Regions from separate parts of the Homo sapiens genome. Here all the other regions are linked to region 1. Evidence: chromatin loops called from intact Hi-C (ENCODE). Cell type or tissue: PC-3. All regions are shown on one strand.

The links. Hi-C counts contacts between places; a loop is a spot of excess contacts. Peaks named below come from ENCODE experiments on the same cell type or tissue, not always from the same donor. Only the 100,000 strongest peaks of a DNase experiment are listed, where the experiment ranks them.
Region 2: it touches region 1 in a loop (8-fold over the local background); 2 of 110 quality-filtered maps call a loop at or near these places.
Region 3: a loop joins it to region 1, with 6 times the contacts of the local background. A loop is called at or near these places in 3 of 110 quality-filtered maps.

The regions. Positions count from the first base shown.
Region 1 is chr6:93,415,874-93,423,873 of GRCh38, forward strand. It overlaps EPHA7 (EPH receptor A7), which reads right to left and starts at 3,686. Exons shown (of 17, transcript NM_004440.4): 1 at 3,372-3,686. The coding sequence starts at 3,468. RefSeq lists a silencer at 3,734-3,933. In PC-3, a CTCF peak has its summit at 7,894 (motif pointing right); a DNase peak (open chromatin) is centred at 3,808; H3K4me3 peaks cover 4,954 bases; H3K27ac peaks cover 439 bases; H3K27me3 peaks cover 4,096 bases.
Region 2 is chr6:93,178,116-93,186,115 of GRCh38, forward strand. No RefSeq gene overlaps it. Among named protein-coding and RNA genes, the nearest start is that of EPHA7, 240 kb to the right of the region's middle. In PC-3, no CTCF peak of the experiment used is centred here; no DNase peak of the experiment used is centred here; H3K27ac peaks cover 1,002 bases.
Region 3 is chr6:93,261,911-93,269,910 of GRCh38, forward strand. EPHA7 (EPH receptor A7) reads right to left here. Exons shown (of 17, transcript NM_004440.4): 7 at 7,567-7,750; 8 at 2,684-2,792; 9 at 1,950-2,005. Among named protein-coding and RNA genes, the nearest start is that of EPHA7, 150 kb to the right of the region's middle. In PC-3, no CTCF peak of the experiment used is centred here; no DNase peak of the experiment used is centred here; H3K27ac peaks cover 1,094 bases.

The DNA of each region.
Region 1 (8,000 bases):
GTATTTGAAAGACAAAAATGTGTTATGATAAGAAAACAAAGGAACAACTGATTATCTGTTTAAAGGAACAGTTGATTATGTGTTTAATTCCTTCACACTAGTCAAAGTTACTCACTGTAAATGAAAATAGATATAGAGACCCAGGATTTTTGTTTTGTTGTTGTTGTTGTTTCTTTGTTTAGTGTTTTACACTTAAGACTCTCAGGGAGACTGACAGGAAAAAAAAAAACTTGATCAGAAACATTTGACTCCCTTTCAAATGAGAAACACACCCACAACACTTTCAAAATGCCAATTTGAATTTCAACTTGTAACATCGATAAATCGTTGGACTAGCGAATTTATATAAAAAGTAATTTTTAAAGTTTATTTTTATCCTCAACAACAGACATGAAGCACAGGGAAACAAGGTGGGTGGTCAGGTACTCTACTCTTTTTGAGATGCTTTCTTAATTTTTATTTTATTTTTCTTGTGTGCTGAATATAGACAACAGGATTTTAAATGCAGGTGACCTTCTTGGGTCATTTCTGAGAGTGAAATAAACATTGCGAGATTACTGTTTATTGCCATTCTGCTACCCCTCAGCTCAGCCTGGGGGTGGAAGCAAGGGACCTAAGCAGACAGCAGTGATGGCCAAGTTAAGAGAGAAACAAACTAACAAATTAAAACAAAACAGAACCCGGCCCGAGAACGTTTAATCGGAAGCCGCTCTCAAGTGATCCGTGCGTCTCTCTTCTGCTCGGTCCGCTCTCTGGTTAAACCCTCAAAAGAGCGCGTATCCCTTCCCGCTCGGAGCAGAGTGCCGACCTCCCTTTGCGCCCGCGGAGGCGCAGTCCCTCGGCTCACCCGGACGCTGGGGGCCAGGCCTAGGACTCCAGGGCTCCGCGCCCCGGAGTCCTGTGGGCCAACAGGTGATGGGAGAGGGGCTAGACTGGGGGCGCGCCCTGACAGACCCAGGCAACGACCGCGCGGGCAAAGGCTGGCGTCCCGGGGCTGGGGCGGGGCCGTCGGAGGGGCGGGGCGGGGGCTGCCAGACGGGCGCGCCAGCCGCGCCAAGCATCCATTACGCCTCTGCCAGACCTGGGCACTCCAGGGAGCCGGTGGCGCCCTCGCTCGAGAAGGAGTCGGGAAGAGGAGAGTGGCTTTCGGGAAGAGGAGAGTGGCTTTCGGGAAGCATCTCCTCTGAGGAAGAGGCGGCGGCGGCGGCGGCATTTACGGAGAGAAAAAGTAAGCAGCTGCACTTTGCCTTCAAGCGTCAGACTCTGACACGCGCTCCCTGTAGCGATGATAACTGACCAACCCGAGAGAACGTGCACAAGGAAAGTGAGGGAAGGGGGTTTCTTATCTTCCTCTAGCCACCCCCAAATGCCCCAGGAGGCCCGGCACCTGCTTCAAGCGGTTCCCAGCGCTAGCCCTTGGGTACTGCGGGCCGCCTCGGGGCTTGTGAACTCCTAGAACGCCAGCTCTTGGTCGCCGCTGCGCCCTAGAGGCGTCGCCGCCTAGAAGCCGGGCGCACTCGCCGCCCGCCAGCCACAGATCACCACCCTCCCTCCCATCACCCCCGCGCCTTTTATACATCACACTTCTGCATCTAAAGAATTCAGGCTCTTAGAATCAGAATCCTCTTCACGTAGCTTGCACCCAGAAGAGCAAAGAGAACTAGACATTCTGGCTGCAGGAACCTCTCCCCCTAGTGATGCAGTTATTTATAGCCCAAACTCCAGCCCGAGTCTGCGTGTGTTCGCGCGCGGGGTTTCGCCGCGGCGGTGCAAACTTTTCCTCTGGTCCGCTATTCCAGAGGAATCACAGTATGCCAGGGCTGAAGGTTTCTGATCGCTAACGTCAGGGGAGTAGAAATGTGGTTTTGGAGGGGATGAGCGTGCGTTTCTAGCAGATGTCCGTCCTTCTGCAAACGCGTAACCGCCAGCTTGGAGGCACGGGGTTCTCTGAATGGGTTCAGCATCTATACAGGTTGCAGATGTGGAAAGTGGGGTCAGAAGGTCAGGCTGAAAGAAGGACTAGAATTTGGCGCCGGGTTTGAGGGGGGCTTGAGCGAACTAAGAGGAGTGCACGATGAGAATAAAGAAAAGGTGCACTAAGTTTTCAGAAATAGATGAATCAAGGACCTATATGTAAGTCCCCTCAACACCCCGCCCGATAACCACCATGACCTAAATTTCATAACAGATTCCTCTCCCTCTACACATCAGGAATAAGTAATTATTTCTCTTCTGCTTTTAACAGATCGAAAAATGAAACTTAGATACACAGCCTGAAAGACCAGGGGGGCGACGGGATGAGGGGGGTTGGGGATGGGATTGTGACACTGCTCAAAAGCAAGAGACTTCCATTGACAGGGTTTATTTTTCCCCAGCTCCAACTACAGGCACCGAAAGGTATTTTACCTTCTGTCAAAGGTTCAAAGAAGGAAAACATAACCATATACAGGCGTATCTGTAACAGCTTGCCAAATAAAACCTGCCTTCTCCTACCAGAACCAACCCTCAGGGTTCAGGTCTTTGGCAAGGATTGGGCACTCGGATTCCTCAATTGCTGCACTATGGGGCAAATAATTGGGGACTTTGAGTCGCCCAGGCGGCATCCTTACAAATTGCACAGCTCCAGCCCGCCCCCTGCCTCCACGGCCCGACCAAGCCCGCTGGGCTGCCGCTGCCCCCATGACCGCTGGGCCCGACGCGCAGCGCGCGCTGAATGGAGACATCCCCGGCCCTCGGGTCGCGCGCCGCACGCCGCGCTTCACCTCCGCGGCGTTATTGTTCCGTGCTGGCGGCCGAGCGCCAACCGCAGGACCGCGCCGCCGCCTCCGACGCAGTGAGCACTTCATTAGTAACCCGAGCTTTCCGAGCTCATCGAAGTCTCGGTCCCTCTGGGAAGGCTCCGGGCTCCCGCCACTCGCCGGCGGGCTGGCGGAGACGGTAGGGGCTGCATTTCCCAGTCTCCAACCCAACTCTGGCCGCAGCTCCCACAGAAGGCGAATAAGGAGACAAGGAAGACCGAGCTAGAGAGAGATGTGACCCGCCTGAGGTACTAAGAAATAAGCTCGCCGGCAGTTCCTCCAACCCCACCCCACCCCCGTTGCTGCTCACGCCCTCCAGACTGCCCGCGCCAGAAATCCCGCACCCGTCGGATGGACGGCTCCGGGCACAGGGCTGTAGGCGGCTCGGAACAGCCCTGGTTCGCGCTCGCTGGTCCGCCAGGAGCGGCCTCAGCGGTGAGGGGGCGGGGAGCCGGCGGGGGAGGGTCGCCCGGCGCCGGAGGCGCGGCCGGCAGCGCCGCGGACGAGCTGGCTTGTGCAGGTAGACATCTAAATAAATAAGTCAGAACAAACTTTGCTTTCCCATCACCTTACCTTCCTTCGCAGCCTGCGCCTCCCCTGTGTGTGCAAAGCGGAGCAGCCAGATGTAGCATAAAATAATCCATGAAGGGTACCGAGTTTGAAAAACCATGGTGCATGAGCAGGTTTTATTTTAGGTTTCAGTTATCTTGAGTCGTGGATTTTTAAATGCTGTTTGTTCCGAAGTAGCTTTTGTTTTATTGTGCTCCTTGCATCGATTCCCCTTCTCGGTCCCCGATCGGCTGCTCCACGTTTAGCTTTTTTTAATTTCCCCCCCACTCCTGTTCGCTCGCACCGTGTTTGCTGCCTGCAAGTCTCCGACTGCAGACCGGCCGCTTGCTCCACACTCCAATAATATCAATTAGGGGGGGAGGGGGCGGGGCTCCGAGCTGAGAGCCTCCGCCACTCGGGCTGAGTGGCAGGCACAGCCGGCCTGCCAGGAGGCGATTCCCAGGGCCAAGGGGCGGGTCCCGGCGAAATGGCCGCCCCGGCCACGGGGGCGGGGTCCGAGGCAGGAGCCAATCGGTGCCGAGCGGAGTCAGGTTGCTGGTCCAGGATTCCCTCCAGGTTCTGAGCTCGCGCTGGATGTTCAGAGGAGAACGAGGATGGTAGCCGAGGTGTGTGCTGCTTTGGACGCTCTGCTTTTAGCAACCGCAGCTTTCGCGTAGCAGAATAAATCCGAGAATAACGCTCCCAACTTACACTCTTTTCTATAGCTGTACTCCGCGCGATCTTTTAGAAACCAGAGGCGAAGCAAGCCTTCTCTCAGCTACCAAGCACGGAGCCCGGACAGTGAAATGAGCTGTGCCTTTAAGTAAAGTGTGTTTTACTTTTTTGTTGTTAGAACCTCCGCGGGCTGGGTAACTTTGTTTTTTGCCTTTTTGAAAAGTTTCTACTTCTCTTTTTCTGTTACTCCAAGAGCCGTCAGTTTTAGGTACCACCCACCACAATCCCTGAAAGAATAAAGTAACCAAGTGTATTATGTTTAAACAATGTTTCCAAGAGTTTGCAACAAGCTCTGGCAAAAGAAACAGAGGAAAAGGGAGTGGGAAAGGAAGTCTTTTGTTTTAAGCGCCCCTTCTCCTCCGCCCTGTCTTTTCACCATAGTTTGTTGAGCGAAGTGAGACATTAGGAGAGAACCTTCTGATGGTTGCGTATCGTTTTTTTACGCGTTTATCATTTTCTAAGGTTTTCCTTGGATTGCCTCCACTTTGATAGTTTTCCATTTCGCTGCATAAATTACACTGAATTTTAAAGAATGCCACTACGTATTAAATTCATAAAGCAAGACCTTTCTCTTCGCAAGTATTTACCATTTTCAGGAATTATTCAATGCTTATCTTTCAAAGAGAAACTAAGAATAAAAAAAGTCATAACCAATATCTCCAGTTGAATTCATTCAACCCGAACGGCAAGGAAGGCTGCGTAGAGAAATCTGTTTTCCATTAGGCAGTTTCGGACACTTTGTATTCAAGAGGTAGGTAATAAGAGGAAGAACTTTAAAATTTTAATTGCCAAATCTTCAATTTCAAAGGTCACACAGAGTAACTTGATCACATGTTTAAGATGAATTTCTTTTTTTGTCCTATAATTTCTTCCTTTAAAAATATTTCTCAGTCATTTATGATTTCCTTTTATTTCCGATAGATCCAAAGTTTGATCTCACATAAGGCTCCAAACTTTTTCCAACCTTTCTATCTGGAAATATAAAGTAAATTGAGTTGTTTCTGCTTTTTATAGTAGGGAGTTCTCTAAGATGACAACCCCCAGATATTTATTTGTATTTTATGTTAAATTGTCTCCTGTAGTTTTTATTTGCCTAATAAAATAACATGGAAGAGAGATATGAAATTTATTCTTTAAACCTCTTTGATTCTGTAGTTTCTGAAACATTTCTTCAATGTTACATATTCCTAGCCATTATGCCTATTTAATATTTTAGAAAGTGTATCAAAAAGCATCTTCAGTGTCCCTTAAAGGATGCATAGAAAATGTAAATGCGTAATAGATTAACCTTAGAAAGAGACAAAAAAAAATATGGGGAGAACACACTTGTTATAGAGGAGATGAAGCTTTATTTACACAAATAGATGATTTAAGGATGAAACTTGTAAACTAAAACATAAGAGTTAAAAACATAAATCCCTGCACTTAGTCTTTAGAACTCACAGAACTACAAACTTACAAATATTAAACCACTTCTAATAGTTAAAACGAATTCTCCAGGATTTCAACACTTTCCCCAGGGTCTCATCCCCACTTCTTAAAATGACACCAAGGTGGCCTTTAAAGTTTAAAATATTCCTTTCATCTATTGAATGACTAATACTCAATGATGTGAATACAAATACTTTTCCATTAAAACCAGGAAACCAAAGAAGTAACATCCTTCACTCCTCTGATGAGTGTAGGTGGTATAGTGAGTCCTCTTTTTGTGTCCCTTCTCTCTGTCAGACACAGGGGCATGTGTAACTTTACTCTTATTTTTAGAGACAAGAAGCTTCACATTAAATGCACATGTGCCAGGCTGCTGACAGTTCTCCCTGCATAGCTGCACAGTGATACTGATTTTTAGGTTTTTCAAACTTCTCTTCTTTCTTTTGTAGTATCTAGATATATTGACAAAGAATTCGGAGCATTTAAATAAAAATAAATGACAGTCAAGAAGACAGTGTTCAGCATACAGTATATGATTAATATATAAATTTACACTCGACTGTATTTGACTAATGATAAAGCATATAGACCTATTTGTACATGAAGCCACTGACATAAAAATTATCAGTATACAAAACTTTCTCATTTTAAAATAACATAATGGTGAACTTCCTCACACCATTACAATTTATTTTAGCTTCATTTTATGATTTAAGCATATTATTTCTAATCAATTATTTTTAATAATGCGATGTGTTTGTATATAAAGTGAATTCAAAAGGAACTTGTCTTCCTGAGCAATACCAAATAGTGTATGAGACCAACACCTGTGCGCCAAAGCAATAATTCTGAAAACTAGTTTTACATTTTTATGCATTCATTGTACAACTAAGTTGATAGCGTCGTCCACATATATTTAGTGAATTTTAAGTAAATGGAAACAGAGACTAAGACCTTAATATTTCAATTTTATATCCCCTCTGTTGCAACATCTATAATAAATGTATAGTGGAAAGATGAAAAACGCCTCTCTTCAGATACTAAGGAGATATACCCAATTTTAATGCATTTTGTATTATTTATTTGTATAATTACCAATAATCACATGACTGTACATGTAGGGAAATGTCCAAATTCAAGACACATTCTAAATGAGGGTACACCTGCTATTTTGTTTTAACTTGTTACAATACTAATATTTACCTCACTGTTTAACTCTGGGAAATATTCTCTGATTTTAAGAGAGAAATAGGAGTAAATTATAATGACTTCAGGGAATAAGTTCTATGAATTTTCAAATGAAAGAAAAGGTTATACTGTGTGTGTCTAGTATTCAGGCCATTCGAGGGCAAAGGGACAATTGGAGATTTCAGTATGTTACAAATCCAAGACTGTCAAACTAAATAGTTAACAACAATGAAATCAAAGGGCTGTTTCTGAACCCACTACTTTTGTACTTATCATCAAAATGCATTCACAGCTGGCAAATGTGAAAATGCAAGTTCATCACAGAAAAAGGGTAATTTAAACTGAATTAGAAAAGGTACTGTGCAGAAGAAATTGATTATAAGCAGAAAAGAAGCATTATGTCTTAGTTAACAGATATTACAGAAAATTGGATTCTGTGATTTCAGTCAAAATATAAACAATCTTTCCACTGTGTAGGAAAATCATTTACATATTTACATTAACATGATTTATGTAGTGTATATAAAATATTTATTTGCAGTCTAATGTAAAAAATGTGCATAACCTAAACTCATTAAAAACATATTAATTCATGAATTTTTCTAAGCTCAGATTTAGCTGAAAGTATAGGAAGTCAGAGGTCAGAAATCAAACCATAAGTCAAGAATTTATTTTGTGCCTTTGTAAAATTTCACACACTTTTGTGAAGTCAGATAAATAAAGTTCAGAAGATTACAATTATAATTCTTTAAGTACAATTTCCAAGTTAATTTCAGACAGTTTAACAAATAAAAATATAATTTATATCTAAATTATGAGTCCACTTGAATATTATTGCTGAGGTACCACTGAAATTTTCTAATCACCTAAAATATTAAAAAGTGTTCAGTCAAATTACTCTTTTTTTAAGTAATATTAAAATAACAAAATGTAGCTAGGAAAATGTAGCACTTTATACCTGAAATCAAGTAGCACATGTTCGGTGCTCTTAGTGGATTTTTTTTTTTTCAAACTTGATTTTGCATGGGGAGGCTCTTTTCTTCCATTACTTCCAGTTCATTTTGCCATAAATCACCAGGATTGATAGGATGAACTGGCTTAAATTATTCAAATTACTTCTACATGCTTCCATGGTTTCTCATGTTGTAATTTTTAAGCTCTTCACCCAGAGGATTTTTAGGTATCAAGATCTGTGATAATTCAGCGACCACCAGGGGGCAACAGGACCTCTGGGTGTCCTGGACAATCAAGTCCACCCTGTACAAGGTAAAGATGAGTTAGTTGTGAAATTGTATGTGT
Region 2 (8,000 bases), 240 kb before region 1:
CTGGGCTCCCTCAAAAACAGGTCTAAATACCTGCTTACAAATCATCAACAACACAGGGCCCACTACAGAGCGATTTACACAACACGCAACAGTCTGTTTCTTATTTCATTAGAGGTAAATAGGAGTTAGTTTCACTTTCCCAGCCAATCTGTAGTCACTCAATCAGTTACCAATATTTCATATTTAGCTGTGTAGCCTGTGGTTCAACTTTAAGTTATAGTGAATTATAGGACTTGAACATTGGGCTGGGGATTTGCCTTAAGTAGAGACAAGAATAGGCAAAGCTCAGGTGTGTGTGAGCAGTTTAAAAGCCTAGAAGATGTTTTAAACTGTGTGACTTCTCTTCTCCCTTGCACATCACTTACAAGAAAGACATTTTGATTTAGAGGAAAAGACTTAGAAGTAGTAACTAGGAAAAGGAGATCCAATTCTATATTGGCCACTTGTGTGAGTATGTTTAACTTACTTAAAGGTTCTGGGCCTCCCTTTCTTTCATTGTAGAATGAGGGTATCAGATATCTAAAGTCCCTTTCAGCTACAACCTTCGATCAAAGTAGCTGCGTCTTTTTGTCTCCATTTCTCCCAGGTTGTGTCTTGAGTTTTGGTATCTTCTTTTGGTCCTTTCCTTTACTCAAGGTTGCTCTTTAACTTGGAATCTCCTGAACATAAATGTGAGAGAGATTGGGAAAGAGAAATAGAATCTCCAGAGAAACAGCCCTGTCTCCACACCAAACATTAATGTAAGATACAAAGAAATGTCTTTGCCTTTGTGATTTCCCTATTAAAAAATAGGACAAAACACACACACACACACACACGTGCACACACACACACACACACAAAGGCTTTCAATTTTGCTCTAGATTATTCTAATATTTTTCACAGATTTAGAGAGACCAGCAATATTTATAAGAGGTTTGGACTTTTTTCCTCTGAAAAAATCTAATAAAATACCCAAAGCCAATTTTATTTTTTCCCAGCAGCCTTTTATAAAACAGGGTCAGCACCTCACATGAGTACACATGCATAAACCAGGAAACAAACCACAAGTTTACACAGATATCTGGTGATTTCCATGCTTTCCTGAGTTATTTGTTTAACTCAAATCACAACATGCAGTCATTTGGCTTTGTTTGACTTTATAATTATTGCAAATCTAAGAACTGGGTGCAAACACTTATGACAAAAATCCTCATTTTCTGTGGCTAATGTCAAAAGTTCTGTCCCCATTTCTCTGTCTAAATATACTTTTAAAGGTCTCTACCCAAATAGTTACATAGTTTCTGCATAACATAGACAACACTATCTTAAACTGCCAAAAGTATCTATGAAGAAATACTAAGTAAGTATCCAATCCAAATTCTCTAATATTATCTCTAGTGCCTGTGGTAGTTGCTTTAAATTGTGCAGATGACCCAAAGAGTTATGTACACTAAACAGTTCAACAGTGACTTGTCAAACTGCCTGGCTATGGACTCACTTGGCCTATCAAAGAAATAAAATTTTATGCTTTTTATTGCTGTCTCTGTCAGATTCCTCTTACAAACACACATCATTCTTGAGCACAACCTCTCAGAGTGTCTTGTGCACACCACTTTTGAGCAGCTGTACCCTGATCTTCACCTATGATCTCTCTATCTTAATAAATCCCCAAATATACATTGATAGCCTAGGACTATGGACCCACAACTATTCTAAGTGCAACGAATATATTTAAAAAATAAGATGCATTCCCATGCTGTAGGAAATCAGAATCTATTTGGGAAGAAAAAATTCACATATATGAAACAATTAAAGAGTGATAGTTAAAATAATATATAGCCAATCCTCAATTATGTAGTTCAAACAGTAAATGTGTTGAGAATTAAGAAATGTGAGAGATCAATAAAGAGCTTTCAATAATCTTTTCATTGATCCTAAGGGATCCAAACTTGAGGTAGAGAAAAATTTCAATCTAGGTAGTTTTGTGTATTATTTAATGGTAAATAACTGTCTGACTTATTCATCTAGGTCATGTGAAATAGAATATTCAAATTCCATGCTTTTCCTTTACAGACCAGCTTCTCTTTTCTTTTCCTCTTCGCTTCTTCTCTTCCTCCCTTTCTCCTTCTCTTTCAGCTGACAGAAATTTGTCTAAGAATAGCTTAGTAATTTTGCTAGGTTGGATAATAACGGTAGCACATCCTTCCAGAAAAATAATTTTAAAACCTTAAATGCTTAACTTTTCTCATATTCAGATCACGTTTTACTTCATATACTTAAGGCTTTACTATTGCATAAAGAACAAGTTTCATAGCAAAAGCATTTTGAGGCATCTGTACCATGAGGTCCATATGTGAAATGTTAACGAAGCAAGGCAGTTTGAAAAGCCACATCTCTGGGAAATAGAAGGGCAGAGGAAAAGGTATCAGAGAGGGGAAAATAAAACAGCTTTAGATAAAAGATGAAGAGAGAGAAGATGGTGATTGAGAGCAAAGGTAGTACAAGAAAGCAATCTTTTACAAACAAATAAAAAACTAAGGATAACCTCCCAAATTGCACAACTTGGGATTGTGTAACTCCTTTAAGCTTAATTTATTTTATTCTGTTTGTTTCCCATTCTTATAAAAAATAATCATCATTATCAGCAAGAAGGCAGATTATTCTGTTTTCATTTGTTTATTTCACATTTTGTTTGTGTTTTGTTTTGGTTTTATGCTGAATGAAGGGAATGATATCCACTAGGACTCTGGCATAGAGCAGTTGGTTAAGAGCTGTGGTACATAAAATTACTAAAAGTGTTTTCAATGTTAGAGAATAATTGAATGGAGATGAATATACATATGCATACACTCCTTAATGCCTTAATGTCAGTTAATTTCAAACACTTGCATATCAAAGCCAAATAAAGTGGCAGATATTTTTATTTCTTTTTTTTATTATACTTTAAGTTTTAGGGTACATGTACACAACATACAGGTTAGTTATATATGTATACATGTGCCATGTTGGTGTGCTGCACCCATTAACTCATCATTTAACATGAGGTGTATCTCCTAATGCTCTCCCTCCCCACTCCCCCCACCCCACAACAGGCCCCTGTGTGTGATGTTCCCCTTCCTGTGTCCATGTGTTCTCATTGTTCAGTTCCCACCCATGAGTGAGAACATGCGGTGTTTGGTTTTTTATCCTTGCGATAGTTTGCTCAGAATGATGGTTTCCAGCTTCATCCATGTCCCTAAAAAGGACATGAACTCATCATTTTTTATGGCTGCATAGTATTCCATGGTGCATATGTGCCACATTTTCTTAATCCAGTCTATCGTTGTTGGACATTTGGGTTGGTTCCAAGTCTTTGCTAGTGTGAATAGTGCCACAATAAACATACATGTGCATGTGTCTTTATAGCAGCATGATTTATAATCCTTTGGGTATATACCTAGTAATGGGATGGCTGGGTCAAATGGTATTTCTAGTTCTAGATCCCTGAGGAATCGCCACACTGACTTCCACAATGGTTGAACTAGTTTACAGTCCCACCAACAGTGTAAAAGTGTTCCTATTTCTCCACATCCTCTCCAGCACCTGTTGTTTCCTGACTTTTTAATGATCACCATTCTAAGTGGTGTGAGATGGTATCTCATTGTGGTTTTGATTTGCATTTCTCTGATGGCCAGTGATGATGAGCATTTTTTCATGTGTCTTTTGGCTGCATAAATGTCTTCTTTTAAGAAGTGTCTGTTCATATCCTTTGCCCACTTTTTGATGGGTTGTTTGTTTTTTTCTTGTAAATTTGTTTGAGTTTATTGTAGATACTGGATATTAGCCCTTTGTCAGATGAGTAGATTGCAAAAATTTTCTCCCATTCTAAAGTCAAATACTGACTTTCTGTTGACACCACAATTACTTGTGCCATAAAGTGATGAGTGCTTTTGCCCTTCCCTCTCTTTGAAAGTTTCATTCCAGGTATAGAGAAGCAAAAAATCTGAGAACTCTGCTTAATTATTTCTGTGTATTTACATTGAGTAATGAGTCATATTACCTTATGCCTGGAAACAGTAAAACCAGGTAAAATTTCATAGTGGGAGTCTATTAGCACCTGAGAAATTTGAAATGGATATTCAAAACATGCTGTTAAAGAAAATAATAAAAATAAAACAAAATAAAAAATAAAAGCAGACTTGCTCTTTCAAAAGGAATGTGCCTACTGATAAATATAAAACAAACAATGAGGTATATCAGGTGGTCAGTGATTTAATATTTACCTTCACAATATCTGCTAATATATTAAATCTCACCTAAAATTCAGTTTTAAGTAGCTCTTGGAACGGCTTGTATCTAGTAATCAATATGTATTTTTAATTATGTTGCCTTAGAAGAAAAAGTTAAGAAGGTTTTCTAAATACATGTTTAAAATACAGAAACTAGTCTTTGAAGAGAAGAAGCTTTCATGTATGTCGGAAGAAGTCTTATGAGCATTTCATTTGCAAGTTAAAATACAGATACCTATCTTACATTTCTATAGAAGAATCAAGGAGCCATCTGGGAAGCCACCTACATAAATGCTTTACACTGAAATATACCAAGAAAAAAAAGAATTGCAGAAGTTATAATGTTAGATATTTTTCTTTTCCATCATTTCTGCCATCAGCATCTGCTTAGGGAGAAAGCCTTTAACTAGGATTAAAAATATCAAATGTTCTATTAGGTGACACTAAGTGTAATGGAATCTCAAGGTTGAATTAATTTTGTAACTTCCTTTATCACTTTGAAGATTACTATCTCAATAACTGGCATCAATAGTCAACACAAGAAGACTTGAATAATTGGTGATCAATCACGACAATTGGGTGACCTCATCCTTTCCAAGCCTTGGAAACGTAGAGATCTTATTGAGAAAAAATAAATTGGAAAACACAGCTAGGTATGACTTTAATTTGCCTGTTTAAAAGTACAGTCCAACCTTGCATTTCAAATTTTCATTATACTATGCTAATAAGCACATGAGAATTTTATGGGCTTGATAGTTACTCATTTAGGAATGTTTGATATCACCGGAAAGTAATACATTTAACTACTAGTCAAATAACCTCATAAAATTCTCAGAGATAAGATTTCATAAAACTTGGACAGCAATAAGGGATGAAAAAAATTATCTTAATGACTTTCCAAGACAGGCATCATATTTCCATGTGAAAGCTTCACATAGAAGATACTTTATATCAAAGAATCTAAATTAGGATGAGTGCATCTTGGAGCAGGAGCCCACCACTGAGGGGGACTTCAACAAATTCTCTTCTCAAGACCAGCCCTCTATGAAAATAAAAATATTTACACATCTATTTAGTCAGTGACAAACAGAGAGGAAACCATCTGGCCATTTGAATCAGTGTAAATTGCCCAACCACTCTTGTGAAAAGAGAAAGCTAGTCAAATTAAATGCTTATTTTGTTTTGGAGCTAAACAATTGTCCTAAACTGTAATCATAAAATCCACATTTGCAGTATCAAATAAACAAAAGCAAATCAGTGAAGAAAACTTGTTTTTGTGTAGTAATTGGCAGGAGGATTAGCATTTCAGTGGATCCGATTTCCTAAACCTCATCATTCCTGATAACAGCTTCAGCGGTGAGGTGACACACCAAAAAGCATAAATTATCTAAAGCTGGAGATAAGCAGAGGCCATTTGGGGGTTCTGAGTGCAATATAAATAGATGCAAAACAGTAGGAGAACCAGCCCATTCAAAATCTCCGAAGGATTAGCTATGTGAGCTCTAACTTCTTTGCTGTTGTTAGCTGTGATTTATCATCAGACAGTAAGGAAGACTCAGCCTTATCTGTGATAATTCAATGGATTAATGGCAGTACCTTTATCTGGAGGTCATAATTAAGCTTGTTTGATCAGGCTGAGAACAAGCACCTATGCTGTGCTTTAGCCCTAACTATTGCTTTTGGTGTCAGGGTTATAACATAACAAGAACATCATTGGAAATGGCATTAGTAATTTTGTTCAAGCAAGTTATTACTTATCTATAAAACAGAATCCCCTAGATGGTAGGAGAACAATATGTTCCAAATTTAGAAACTTATGTATAATATTGAGTTTACGAATACTAGGTAGCTCAGGTGCTTGGACCTTCAACCAATTTGAATATAAAACTGAAAATAAAGAAATACTGTAACATTATTTTCTGCTAATAAAAATGAATGATAGTAAAAGGAAAATAAACATTTATTTTACCCTACGATTGAAACATCTTAACTAATGCCAGTATTTCTTCAAAAGTAGTAAAAATTATAGGCACTGATTGAAATAGATATAATAAATCCTCCTTAATCTGGAATTACTGGATGGAAATATTACTTAATATTAGGGAATATCTACTATTAAATATTTTTAATGAATTACATTTCATTACTTTAAAATCTCAACATCATTTGAACTGGTTATTATATATTTCTATAAGGAGGTCAGGTATAAATGTATCAAAATTTGTTTGGATTTAGCAGTACCATATGATAGTAAATAAGGAGTAATGTCACAACACACAGGAGAGATTCTTCTTCAAGTTTTAAAGATATCACCTACGGTTATTTTACACACAATGCTCCTTTCTTAAAAATGTGCACAGGTCAAATTTATCTAGGCTAAATATAATTAGCTACAAATTCTAAATTAAATTATTTTAAATTGATGATGTCTTTCAATATTTGATTTCACATTTTTGTCACTGCTGATTATTTTATGATATTAAATAAAAAACTTCTTTATAAAGTATTTTCACATAAAACTGATTTGTTTTGACAGGTACCTGGTCCTAACTCTCTTTATATGTAATATGAACTTATAAAAAATTTCTCTCCTGCCAATGTTTAACAAGCTTCTATATACCCACACACCCATGGCAAAGTCAGATGCTCTGAGTTCAAATCACAGTTCTCTCACAGTATGTAATCTTGGGCAAATTATTTAATCGCTGTAAAGTTTCTATTTCCTCTTCTGTAAAAGAAAGGTAATTGGAACATCTGATGGAAGTGTTCTGTGGCTTCAGTAAGAAAATTCAGGTGGGTATTTTGCACAATGCCTAGCACATCATAATTCACAATGAATGATAATTCTTAAATTAGTCCCCCTTCTCCTTCTCATATCCACCTAGCCAAGAACACGTGACTAATTTCTTTAAAAATAAGACAATAAGAACTTAGGAAAACTAGATGTTAAGACTGAGCACATAGATGAGATAGTCAAGACGATAGTCAAAAGTAACAAATCAACTATACTATCTATTCTACTGCTTAGTAACCTATTTCAAGCGCTTGAGGAGTTTTCCTTTGATGGTCACAGATATCCTATTTTTCCTGTCAATAATTATTTTTATAACCTTCTAGAGTAAATTATGTATATGAAATTTATATGTGCAGGATATGTTAATATACATGCATACATGTGGATAGAATTTAGCCTACTTTTTTAAACTAAATTTTATAGGGAATTGTCCATGTTCTTAATGCAAAAGTTATTATTTATTATATATAATAGTTATATACACACATATATGTATGTGTGTATGTATGTTGTAGATATAAATCAGAGAAGTTGTTGGAATGATGTTATATGATTATTTGCTTTGAAAACTCCATTTTTGCCAGACTCCAAGTAAGAGTTCCAGTGTATAGTATCAGAGGGTTTAGTTATCTTTGTTCTTAGTAAAAAACTTAAGTGTCATAAATGTATGCCTTTTTTATGTACTCATTGTCAAACCTTGGGTACTGTACAAGACTGTGCTCCAGTGTTCCAAAGGTTCTAAAGAACCAAATAATCGCCTTCAGGAAGAGGCCTGATCTCTGAAGCAGGAGCCCAGTTGCCATTGACTGAATGCTTGTGTTTCCCCAAAATTTATATGTTGAAACCTAATCCCCAATGCAATTGTATTAGGAGATGGGCCTTGGGGAGACGAATAGGTCATGAGGGCTCCACTCTCATGAATGGGATTAATACCTACATAAAAGTGGCCCAAGGGA
Region 3 (8,000 bases), 150 kb before region 1:
GATAAGCCATGTTTCAACTGACCTTCTGCATTAACCTGCAAGTTAAAAGTAAATAAACTGGTGTATGTGATCACTGGGGGATATTTCAAATATGCTCAATAAATAAAAGAAAAGTGACATACTGATTATGGTAATATTAAATAATTGTGCCATTAAATTGTTCACATATGGGCAGGACCAGGGATTTCAGGAACTACAGTCTTATATTACTCTTCTATATACATTCTACACTAGAAATAAAATTTAGGCATTCAAGTTTTGATCTGCTCCTTCCTGTCTGGGGAAGTGTTAAAAATATTCTCACATGTTATTAAATAGAAACAAAAAAAGGTAACCTCCACTTTTTTCTCTATTTCCTCTAGCTATAAACTACCTATGGTTCTCTCTTCACTGAGGCTTGTCGCAGGAAAATTAATGCCAGATTAGCAAAAGGAAGTTCTGACATTGGGGGCATATCAAATAATCCCAAGTGGGGTATAGAAACACACATATTCAGTCATATTCAGGGGTATATTAAGTTTTTTGAGGCTTACCCCATATACAGTTTGGGATACTTTTTTTAGGGGAAAGAATACATGATTATATACATAAATTTGCTACAGCACTCCCAGGGCCTAAAAAAGGCCTGTGAAAGTAAGAGGCCTTGAATATTAAACTTTATAATAAAGCCACTTCCGGGCATACATTTAACTTCAATTTGTAGTAAATTGTACTACCCCACATGCCCTTCTTATCATCAGAGGTTGAGATTCAAGAGAATTTCTTATTCAATTTGTATTTGTGTTACATAAAAGCACTTCTGTTTTGAAAACTAAAGGTAACTGTTGGTTCAAAAATACAAACACATTGAGAAAATTTAGGAATGATAAGAGCATTTACAATTTGTGTATTTAAACCACACATTGTCATTTGAGCTTTTTTATTAAAAAAAAAGTATCACAAAGAAAATCTAAAATGTATTAGAAATTCTTGATGGAGGCTTTGATATTCTTATGACTTTAGGATGGGTATAGGACAGTATCTTCACAGATATTGACATAAGAATCTAATAAATAACACAACAAAAGATACAATTCTTACATCTTATGTCATGGGAAATTTATCTACACATGAGAACATTTGCCAAAGATTATGGGTACTACAAAATAATAATAAAATTGGTTTTTAATATTCTTAAGGATTAAAAATGGGGAAAATAGGTAAAGGTAAGAACATCATCAACTATCATAACTGAAGTAATTTGGTTGTTAGGTTTTGATTTTGCCTACATAAAGTAATAACAGTTACTCTCAGTGCTCTCATTTTCACATGCCATCTTGTTTCATTGCAACAAGAATAAGATTAATGCAGATAGGCATCTATTTTATTTGGGTCCCTAAGCTTTCTTCTAAATATGATTTCTAAAATGAACTTTTAAGAATAAGCTAACTCAAATCCATAGGAAAACATCAGAAGTATGAATCTTATTATTATACTATTTATGTCCTATGAAATATCTATCAATGATAGGTAATTTATAGTAGCTGAAGAGAAAGAGGCTCCTTAATTTAGCCTTTTGTGGTAGCATCACTCATTGGATTAAAAAAGGGCCTATCTTTGTAACCTGACATGACATTCCTTAGCTAGAGAAGGGGCACATGCAACCTTTAATGTATTATTATTAGGATGGTAAGAAACACTTGGGCAAAGTTTGCAAAATGAAACATTGTGATGTAAAAGCAGCTGAATATCCTGCAATTATATGACATTTCTGAACATATTTTATTTTTTCAAATTCACATCACATGATTTTAATTCTAAACATCTGATTCAAATGCTTTAAAGCAACATTTTGAGCTCATGGTATAATTTCAAGCATGATGCATGAGGACTTTGTTAATGCCAATGCTAATAACCAGATTTTTCTGTTAATAGGGGTACATCATAATAAAGAAAAGCCAAACACTTACAATGAAAGTAAAGCTCTTCATCGCCTTCTTGGTCAGCTTTGCTATAACCACAGTGCCTTGAAGAAAGCAAATTTGTGACAATCTCAGTCATTTTACTTTATATATTTAATATTCAGTACAATGTACCTTAGTTACTCAACAACTTACTAGAGTTAAATTTACTGTTCATAGTTATGAATCCATTTAGTAATAATATAGCGATTCACGATTAAAATTGCAAAGAAAACAAACTTTTTGTGTGAGAAAATGTAAAAGGAACATTTTAAAAAATACATTTAGATTGAATACACAAAATTCAGTATGATTTGAATCCACAAGGTTCAATTTACAAAAATATTCATGAGTCACAAATAGTCACAGGTGAATGTTTACTTATATTTCTTTCTGGAAAAGAAAAACTTTTTAAATGGTGTCCACAAACATTTAATAGCTAAAAGAGTAAACATTTCCCCAGGTATATTCTATATTTATTATGAAAACTTAACTCTGAAAATAAGCAAAAATATTCACCCAATAAAAACTGCAATACTCATTCTCTTTAAATGAAAGGCAGTGATCAAACTCATATTCCATTTTGATCTTGAAGGAATGACACATTATTGACCTTTAATGTTTTATATCAAAGAATGTTTGCATTTACTATTTAAAATTTTATTACACTAAGTAATAGGCTGACATAATTCTTAAAAAACAATACATTTTATGTTAGAGATTAGAACAACTTTGTGTTCTACCTTCTCCCAATGATGAAGCCAAAGACCATGAACACCAAAATGATGGTCCCAGCTACAGCAACCACAGCAATGATAATAACAGGATTCTGTTCACTGGAGACAGCTGTAGCTGTAAACAGAGGAAATAGGCTCAGAAATACTTGACACCATGCAAGAACTTGAAAGGTTAAATAAAATTAGAGTTATCTTTTCTATTTAATTCTTTATAATTTTAAATAACTGCATTATATTGTAACAAAGTAAATTTAAATAAATGTTTATTTCTGCCTTTTAAAGAACTTGTAAGGACAATACTTTCACATATTTTCCATTTATCAGCTACAAAAGAACGTATAAATGCCTTATTGAATGATTATATTCCTGCTTAGTTGTTGAAAGCTTAGTTATAAATCAAGAGATAGACACATCTGATCTGCATGTGCTATTAAATCCCTATTGTTCCTCAGCAAGGCATTTGATTTTGATCCCTTTGTGTCTTGTTTTTTGGTATGTGAAATCAGAACCAAAATACATACCTCATGTATTTTTGAAGTACCTTAACACACATTAAATGCTTTATCTCTCATATCATCAATTAAAATGGAAAGCATCATGTAATCATAAACATCATAAATTTATAGTCCACTATAATTCAGGAAAAAGATGAGCCACATTGTCTGTGTTAATTTTCATGAAGTATGAGTAAACACATTTCATATTTTAAGATTACAAAGTAGCTAGCCTATTTTAGAAAAAGCAAACTTTCTGCAAGTGCTTTAAAAAACACTATCATTACCTAACTGCAAACCCTTCCTATACAATACTAAATAATTCTTCTATGCTCATTAAGGCAAACCTGGCTGAACTTTTCTGACAGTCTCTTTGGGAAGAAGTACATGTTTGCATGTCTTTTAAAACACCTTCTGATATAGAATTTTTGCACTTATCACTTCCATTTTTCCAAACTAGTGAAGTTTTATTTATATGATGATTCACAATTGTCATATTTTCCCAGAGTTTCATATTTTCAGTAGCAATACAGACTTTATAAAATCATCAAGGACATATGAAACAATGAAAATGAATATTCCAATAAATGATCCAGTTGCAAATATCATAAAATACATAATGTCAAACTAATATAATTTGCTATCTCTGAAACAATCAAGAGCTGCAATCTTTAATTTAAGGCAGGATGGGAAATACCATTCCTTCTTGTTGATGGCAAGGGACTAGATCTCTAGAGAAGTAATTCATATGAAGGCAAAACATATCTTGCCACAATAGGAAGTATAAAGTTTTTTTCAGATTGGCCTTTCTCTAGTTTGTCTGTCTCCTTTTGACAACTTATCTCTTAATTTTGTATACCTATGCTAACAAGAGATAGCTCCTGTGTTGAAAAACAGGAAAAATCGCTCTGGTCTAATAGATACTTTCTGAACAAAGAAGATTATACACATTCTCTAATTTATCACCTGCTGAATTGCTCCCTGAGGGAACTTAAAAAGGTTAAAAAAACAGAAGAAGAAAACAACTTTCAAATACTAATTTCTGAATTACAGCCTATTATCACACAACAGAGAAAAGATGACTTCAAGTCTTTTAAAAATTTGCTTATTTTTTGTTTTTAGTCTGTTTTTTAATGTACATTTTAAGAAAGAAAAAGAATGGAGTAGTTCCAGTCATGAGGAAGAAAAAATTATGTACATATGTTATGAAATTCTTTCCATTCAACCGATGTGTCCCATGGGCCTAATTCTCTGCTTGTCTTAGGCTCAGTTTTTCCCTTAGCTTCAGAAAGAGAACTCTAATGAGAAAAATGAACTCAGGTGAATGATGAATCAGAATTTGTGCATATTTATTTATACATTTTTGTATATTGTCAGGGTCGTACTTTAATCTTTCCATAGTTGACATTATGGTTAATATTTTCATCTATTTCAGGGCAATACATATTAAAAGTAATTTGCTAAGGCTATAAACAGAATGTCATGGTTTAAAAACTCGAAACAGTAGATAGGATACTGCACAGAAGGGGATTTTAGGATGTATGTGCAATGGAAGAGACTGTCAAATTTCTCTTTACAAACAGTGCTCAAGTGACTTCTTTTAGGCTGCATCTTACCTTCTGACCTGCTTTCTGGCACAGCAAGTCACTGCTCCCTGACATGGTGATATCACTGGACCATGCATTCCACCACTGCTTAATTGTGTGGCCAGAATCTGTGTACCTGTCCCTGTCTTTCACTGAACTTTTAATAAAGATCATGAACTGTGTGTTTCTGTGCCTCCTTAATTCTTAGCATAGTACCTTATGCTGACTCACTGGTTCACAAAGAGTAGTCTGGAAAACTCTGAGAGTCCTCAAGAACTTTTCATAGAGTCTGCAAGTTCAAAGTCATTTTCATATAATATGAAGATGTTATTTGACTTTTTTACTCTCACTTGCTTATGAATGCAGTTAAGATTTTCAGAAGGTATATGACATGATAATACTATGACTCTGATGGCTAATAAAATGTTTGTGTGTTCTTGTGTTTTTAAAGTTTCCATTTTAATTTCTAATTTGGTGAATATTAATTGATATAACCAATATAAAACATTTTTTGATATCCCCAACATTTTTTAATAGTAAAAGGGCTCCTGGGATGGAAAATTTTGAGAAAGGCTGTGTTTAATAACAGCTGACACTTAAGACTTTCCATGATAGGGGCTCTCCTTGACATTTTGTATATTTAACTTAAACCTCAGAATGTTTTGTGAATTGAGTACTACTATACTAGAAATTAGGGTACAGAGACCCAGCTCATCCAAACTCCTATAACCGGACATGGCAGAGCAGAGAGATTTGAAACCAGGCAGCTCTCTACTGATACTGATTGATATTAATAATTCACTCTATGTTGATCAGTGTGAAGTATTCATTTATTGCTAGTTTACTGAGTGCCTTCTGTGCCTGAAACCATAGTAGGCACTGGCAAGACAACAGTAAGAAAAAGACATATGGATTCTTCTTTCATCAACTTGACATTCCAGTAGGAGAGAATATATTGATAGTAAAAATCACTAAATTCTAATGCAAAAATCCATTCTTAACATACATTTCATGTGATCTTTCAGGTTCCACTACTTTAATCTCTGAGTCTTGGTTACTTCTTTTTTAAATAATAAAAATGATATCTATGAATCTCAGCACACATTAAATGATAGTTTGGTTTAATATTCTCAATTTACAAAGTCAGGAAAAGGCATAAATTCATCTTGAAACTTTTGAAATCTAAAAGTGTTTTTAAATAATAAGGAATGGTTGGGTAAATGTGAGATAACTGACATTTTAAGTTTAAACTATTTATTAAAAGATGAAAAACATAATTTGAAGTATCTTATTATATCTGAATTTACAGGGTGATATTATGATATAGATCTGAGTTGAAAATTACTAGAGCACATTTTAACACTAACCACTCAAATGTTTAAATGTTGAAATCTTAACTTAAAATGCTTTAATGTTTTGGGGGACACTAAACTTTGATATGCTGATTCTTGATCTTATATAATCTATTTAAAAAGAATAATCATGAATAATGGTATTAAGTTTACCACATCAAATTATGTAGTAAATTTTTAAACTGATGCCTTTATGTTTACAACTCTATGTGAATGATTTATATGTCAAAATGATTTCAGCATACGTTTTTATTATTTGTGGCTATAAGAGTTACAGATTTATTTTAAAATGTAACAAAATATGTGGAAGAATAATACTGCTAGCAAACTTTACAAACATTAGTTAATGCAAAGGATATTTATCAATTTACTCCACCTTTTGAAGATCTATACAATTCTTCCTTTAAAGCCAAAATAATTCTTTAATCAAAATATTAATTTAATTTGTTTAAATATTTTTAATTGAGAAAAGTCATATAATATTTTCCAACTTAATTTTGATTAGAATTTTGGAGGAAGGCTGGATTGGCAAGGAGAAGAGATAACACCTGGGTAAACCATGTGCCTGAGCAGTAACATCAGGAGGAATCAAAACTCCAAAATATAGAAACATGTACTGAGACATCAGCTCTGTGGAGGAGCAACAGCAGTGGTATTCAGGGTGTTCTGAACTTGGACTCTGACAGCAAATGGGGACATCCATCCCAAGATATATCTGCTTACTTCTTATACACTATATATACACATGCATTTTTACTATAATCTTGTTGCATTGTAAAACATAAAATGATAAAGGGGCTTCAAAGATACTGGTTATATTCTATTTTTAAGATGAGTGGTCATAGGGATATTCATTTAATTATCTCCCTTATATTTCATATCTACTTTAAATAGATTCCTTAGTATGCATGAAATATTCCATAACAAAAATGAAAAATGTCAAAAACAAAAATAAAAACAAGTTCTAAGACCTTCCTGAACTCTAATTTTTGAAATCATTGCTAAAGGGCAATTCACTTAAATTAATACAGGTTCTTAGATACCATCTTTCTCTTGTCCACCTCACTACACATTCTGGCTTCATTTGTGGGTTTCTGTGAAGTAGCTGCTTTGATGGACACACTTAGAATAAGATTGTTTCGAGGTCGACAAACACATCTTGTGTCAATACACAAATTGAATCAGTCCTGCTTCTGTTTCTAATTTCACCTTTTTCAAAAAATAAATCTTGTATGCGTTAAAGAAACTAATTTAAATCACAAGGTTCTAAAATTGCTAAACAAAACAGCAAATGTTAAATTATTATGAACTTTTACAAAGTACATTTATATGTACATATATATTTATTTGTAAATGTAAAAATTATGATGGTGCAAATGATCACCTCAATATTGAAAAAAATATTAATATATGCTAGAGTTATTGAGAGTAGGAATCCAAACCAAAGGCATAATTACCTTCAAACATTTTACCTGTAGCTTCCTCTAGTGTAGCAACATCAAGTCTGGGACTGTAATTTCCATAACCAGCAGCAGTAAAAGCCCGAATCTGGAAAACATACACTGTTCCTGGTTTCAGATTATTAATGGAGGCTGAAGTAGACTTGGTTTTTACTGTTGAGTAGGTCCGTTCCCTTTGATCCTAGAAACAATATTTAGAGGAAATATTTAATTGTGATTGCAACCAGACAATTTGACAGCCAACTGTTTCAATTTAATTCAATTTGCTCCATTGTTTTTATAGAGGCTACATTGTACTTTGTGGAATATTATAAAGTTAAATCACTTCTAAGGTAATATAAAATGAAAATGTGAAACACATGCCTTTGTTATATATATTTAGGGCGAAATAATTTAGTTAAAACATTTATGGTGTTTTTAGCTTTCGCAGA